Linked DNA regions of Homo sapiens: region 1 is linked to region 2. Evidence: chromatin contacts called from ENCODE Hi-C or POLR2A ChIA-PET data. All regions are on one chromosome and are shown on one strand. The core of a region is the stretch at or near the end of the contact, and the rest is flanking DNA. Distances in the headings are between cores, read along the strand shown.

Region 1 (2,700 bases), core at 86-2,585, 89 kb after region 2:
ATAATAATAAATAAAAACCACAAATTTATTATCTCACAGCTCAGGAGGACAGAAGCACAAAATGCATCTCACTGGGCTACAATCGATGTGTAGGCAGGGCTGTTTCTTTCGGAGATTTTAGGGGAAAATCTGTTTCCTTGTCTGTTTCACCTTCTAGAGGCCGCCCACATTCCTTGGCTCCTGGCCACTTCTTCCATTTTTAAAGACAGCAATCACATCAAACCCACCTCGCTTCCGTCGTTCCATGTCCTCCTCTGACTCTGCTACCACCCTCTTCCATTTTTCTTAAAGAGACGGGGTCTCACTATGTTGCCCAGGCTGGTCTCAAAGTCCTGGGTTCAAGCAGTCCTCCTGCCTTAGCCTCCCAAAGTGCTTGAACTACAGGCATGAGCCACTACACCCAGCCAAAGTCTTCAACTTGGCCAGGCGCAGTGGCTTACACCTGTAATCCCAGCACTTTGGGAAGTCAAGGCAGGCAGATTACTTGAGGTCAGGAGTTTGAGACCAGCCTGTCCAACGTGGTGAAACCCCATGTCTACTAAAAATACAAAAAATTAGCCGGGCATAGTGGTGGGCGCCTGTAGTCCCAGCTACTCGGGAGGCTGAGGCAGGAGAATCACTTGAACCCAGGAGGCAGAGGTTGTGGCAAGCCAAGATTGCGCCACTGCACTCTAGCCTGGGTGACAGAGCAAGACTCCATCTCAAAAAAAAAAAAGAAAGAAAATAAAAAGTAAAAAATAACTATATTATCTGGGTGTGGTGGTGCATGCCTGTGGTCCCAGCTACTCAGGAGGCTGAGGTGGGAGAATCGCTTGAGCCCGGGAGGCAGAGGCTGCAGTGAGCTGTGATCACGCCACTGCACTCCAGCCTGGATGACAGAAAACACTGTCTCTAAAAAACCAAAACCAAACAAATAAAAATAACAAAACAAAAACTTCTCCAATCCCCACTAACCATTAGTGTGATCCCATTTCACGACGGGCACACTGAGGTTGCTTGCTCGGGCCACACAGCTGGTGAGGAGCACAGCCAGGAGTCAAACCAACGCCCTGCTGGAGCCAACCCAGGCCTTTTCCTTGGCAGGTACTGGGAGAAGCAGAGATAACGTTGCGGCAATGGTGTGGAAGAAAAATTGGGAAAATTGAGCTGTTGGACAAGGCCAGGATTGGGAGAGGCAGCCTTCGGGTGCCAGCCTTGCTGGCTGTGACGGCTGACCCACCCAAGTGCAGTGGGCGTGGGCGATAAGAGAACTGCCACAGCCTGCCCAGTCACAGTGCTGGTGCCAGGACATCAAATGCCACCCAGCCCCCACAGCTTCCGGACACTGGCCAAGTCCCCAAGGGCTGCAGCGGCCCAAGGCCTCACCCGTACAGCCAGCCACTGGCCTCTGCCTTCCCAGAAGTCTGTGCCTGGGGAATGAGCATCGCCAGCTGCCCAGACACCTCTTTTGACAAAGGGTTTGAGGACAGCATCTGGGTGGGGAGGCTCAGAAGGGTTAAGGGCAAAAGATAGAGCGCCTACTGTATGCTGGACTATGTTAGGCACCAAACCAGAGATTTGCTTCTAGAAACATTTAACCTTTTTTTATTTTTTATTTTTTGAGACAGGGTCTCCTTTTTTGCCCAGGATGAAGTGCAGGGGCGCAATCATAGCTCACTGCAGCCTTGACCTCCTGGGCTCAAGTGATCCTCCCGCCTCAGACTCCCTAGTGGATGGGACCACAGGCATGCACCACCACGCCCCGCTAATTTTTAATTTTTTGTTTTGCAGAAACAGGGTCTCACTATGTTGCCCAGGCTGGTATAAAATTCCTGGGCTCAAGTGATCCTTCCGCCCTGGCATCCCAAAGTGCTGGGATTATAGGAGTGAGCCACCACACCCGGCTCAGCCTAAGAAGCTTTAAAAAGATCCAGATGCCACACACACACAGAAATTAATAGGTCACAATCTGGAAGGAGACTTCTTGGCTGAGCTACCTCTGAGGTGAAAACAGCTAGCCAAAGATTTGTAGAAGATTCTTTCACATGGAAAGCTAAAATCTTCCATGGACTTGAGGACTTACTTATAATTAGCTTTTAGTCCCCCTGCCAGAACAGAGGGAATTTATTAATTTTATTATGTAAGAGTTTATTTGTTTACTTGTATATTTGAGATGGGGTCTCATTCTGTTACCTAGGTTGGAGTGCAGTGGCACAATGTCGGCTCACTGCAACCTCTGCCTCCTAGGCTCAAGCAATCCTCCCACCTCACCCTCCAGAGTGGCTCGGACCACAGGCATAAGCCACCATGACCAGCTAATTTTTTTGCATATTTTTGGGAAGAAGGGGTTTTGCAATGTTGCCCAGGCTAGTCTCAAACTCCTGGACTCAAGCGATCCACCCACCTTGGCCTCACAAACAGCTGGGATTATAGGAGTGAACCACGATCCACCCACCTTGGCCTCACAAACAGCTGGGATTACAGGAGTGAACCACTGCACCGGGTCTCTTGTTTGTTTATTTATTTATTTATTATTTTTTGAAATAGTGTCTCACTCTCTTGCCCAGGCTGGAGTGCAGTGGCGCAATCTTGGCTAACTGCAACCTCTGCTGCCCAGGTTCAAGCAATTCTCCTGCCTCAGCCCCCTGAGTAGCTGAGATTACAGGTACCTGCCACCACGCCTGGCTAAATTTTGTAGTGTTAGCAGAGATGGGGTTTCAC
Region 2 (2,731 bases), core at 3-2,502:
AGATATTTGTCCAATTAATTTGTTTTTTTTATTTTTTATTTTTTATTTTGGTAGAGACAGGGTCTCCCTGTATTGCCCAAGCTGGTCTCCAACTCCCGGCCTCAAGTGATCTTCCCGCCTCAGTTTCCCAAATTGCTGGGATTACAGGCATGAGCTTCCACGTCCAGTCTTAATTTGCTAATGAGAGAAAAACTGCAATAATAATACTTAAGCTACTACATGGCTGGGATGGAGATTTACTGACATCATCTCATATGTACTTGTCAACAATTCTACCAAAGACCTGCTACTATTTACCCCCGCTTTGAGTTGGTTCAACTGAAGCTCAGCGAGGAGTGACCTGCTCAAAGCCACACAACAGCTAAAAAACAGGCCCCGTGTAAACTTCACCCCCTGACAGACAGGGTAAGGAGGCGGCTCCCCAGGGTCCTCTCACCCAGCGCATTCTGGATCTGCACGGATTTCTCCGGGCTCAGCAGGGTCTCATTGCCGTCGTAGGGGGAGCGGAAGCGGACGCCCTCCTCCGTCACCTCGGACAGAGACACCAGCGACACCATCTGGAAACCGCCGCTGTCCTAAGGGAAACCCCACCGCAAAGCTGTCAGGGGGTGGAGATGGGGACCCTTCACTCCAGAGAAGGGCCCTAGAACGTCGGCTCTCTCCTCAGCTCACCGTTAGCAGATTATGAGGCCAATTCATGAAGCCGTGGAGACCGTTGGCTTTCTGGATCAGCTCGGGTCCCTGGGTTGATGGAAGAAAGTGTCAGGTTAGGGGTGACCGCGTCCCTGGGGGCCCTTCTTGGGAGACAGATCTGGCCAGCTTTAGTCCCTGCTGCTCTTTCACGCCCAGTACAAGGCCTGGTCATTGGGGGCGCTCAATACAGCTGGTCGATTGACTTTGGGAGGAGTGTCCGGGCCTGGAGGACGCTCCATGGCTCCCCACGCCTCGCCGCCTCGCCGCCTCCCCGCGCGGGCAGAGCCCACCCACCGGCCTTAGACCCAGATGGTAGGTATTGCCCAGGCAGATGCGGCAACCCAGAGCGTCCAGCTGTTCGGTCGTGATGCCCTTCATGGTGGCCTGCGTGCCCACTGGCATGAACACAGGAGTGGCCACTGTCCCATGCGGCAGCCACAGCTCGCCTGCCCGGGCCCTGGAGCGGCTGCATTCGGCCACCAGCCGCATGATCCGTGGGGCCGACTCCAGGGAAGCCTGGGTAGCTGCTCCCGCCATCTTGACTGTCGGAACCACGTGGGCCGTACCACACAGTGGGCGGCGCCATGTTGGCCGCTGTCACGTGACCACGCGATCCGTTCTGGAGCCCGGGAAAGCGTCGGGGGACCATGGCAACGGATTTGAACCCCTGGTCCTGGCTGGGGGCCCATTTAACTCCTACCCACAACACGCTAAAGCGAAGAATCAGAATTGAACTGGGAACGAATCCCATCCCTAGCACTTTCGAGCTACAATCAGAGACTCTCTTAGCCATAATTTTCTCTTGGATAAAATGTGGCGAATTACAGCATCTCGGCATAAAGACTTTGTAAAGATTGAATAAAGGGCCGGGGGTGGTGGCTCACGCCTGTAATCCCAGCACTTTGGGAGGCCGAGGAGGGAGGATCACGAGGTCATGGGATGGAGACCATCCTGGCTAACACAGTGAAACCCCGTCTCTACTAAAAATACAAAAAATTAGCCGGGCGCAGTGGCAGGCACCTGTAGTCCCAGCTACTCCGGAGGCCGAGGCAGGAGAATGGCGTGAACCTGGGAGGCAGAGCTTGCAGTGAGCCGAGATCGTGCCACTGCACTCCAGCCTGGGTGACAGAGCGAGACTCCATCTCAAAAAAAAAAAAAAAAAAAAAATTAAGCTGGTGTGGCTGGGTGCGGTGGCTCACGCCTGTAATCCCAGCGCTTTGAGAGGCTGAGGCGGGCGGATGACCTGATGTTGGGAGTTCGAGACCAGCCTGACCAATGTGGAGAAACCCCGTCTCTACTAAAAATACAAAATTAGCCAGGCATGGTGGTGCATGCCTGTAATCCCAGCTACTCCGAAGGCTGAGGCAGGATAATTGCTTGAACCTGGGAGGCGGAGTTTGCAGTGAGCCGAGATCGTGCCATTGCACCCCAGCCTGGGTAACAGGAGCAAAACTCTGTGTCAAAAAGAAAAAAAAGTTTTAAAAATTAAAAAATTAACAGGTTGTGAGCCAGGCACGGTGGCTCACGCCTGTAATCCCAGCACTTTGGGAGGCCAAGGCGGGCGGATCACGATGTCAGGAGTTCAAGACCAGCCTGGCCAGTATGGTGAAACCCCGTCTCTACTAAAAAAATACAAAAATTAGCCGGGCGTGGGGGTGCGTGCCTGTAGTCCCAGCTATTCGGGAGGCTGAGGCAGGAGAATCGCTTGAACCCGGGAGGCGGAGGTCGAGCCACGATTGCGCCACTGCACTCCAGCCTGGGCGACAAAGCGAGACTTCATCTAAAAAACAAAAACAAAAACAAAATCAAAACAAAAACATTAACATGGTGTGGTGGCACGCCCCTGTAGTCTCAGCTACTCAAGAAGCTGAGGCAGGAGGATCACTTGAGCTGAAGAGTTGGAGGCTGCAGTGAGCTATGATTGGGCTACTGTACACCAGGCTGGGCAACAGAGTGAGACCGAAACCCTAAAAAAAAAGATAATAATAATATACAATATTATATAGTAATTGTTATCATTACAACTGGATCTGATATC

What was found. Hi-C counts contacts between places; a loop is a spot of excess contacts on that map. ChIA-PET counts read pairs that join two places held with the same protein, here RNA polymerase II (POLR2A). Pooled maps may share reads with other maps.
Region 1: a loop to region 2 is called in a map of endothelial cell of hepatic sinusoid, with 7 times the contacts of the local background. The contact joins the enhancer-like site here to the promoter of QTRT1 in region 2. A Hi-C loop is called at or near these places in 2 of 168 maps with a recorded cell type or tissue (endothelial cell of hepatic sinusoid and naive thymus-derived CD4-positive, alpha-beta T cell) and 8 of 50 pooled maps. POLR2A ChIA-PET finds 5 or more read pairs at or near these places in 20 of 52 experiments (A673, BJ, CD4-positive, alpha-beta T cell and 14 more).

What each region holds. Positions count from the first base shown.
Region 1 is chr19:10,611,271-10,613,970 of GRCh38, reverse strand. It overlaps a transcript of SLC44A2 not described here. Among named protein-coding and RNA genes, the nearest start is that of SLC44A2, 13 kb to the left of the region's middle. Within about 2 kb of position 1,335, at least 20 of the 41 ENCODE cell types and tissues checked have a DNase peak (open chromatin) inside an H3K27ac peak, as active enhancers do.
Region 2 is chr19:10,699,960-10,702,690 of GRCh38, reverse strand. QTRT1 (queuine tRNA-ribosyltransferase catalytic subunit 1) reads right to left here and starts at 1,252. Exons shown (of 10, transcript NM_031209.3): 1 at 988-1,252; 2 at 673-741; 3 at 437-575. The coding sequence starts at 1,230. RefSeq lists enhancers at 269-458, 1,219-1,308, 787-1,535 and a silencer at 939-998.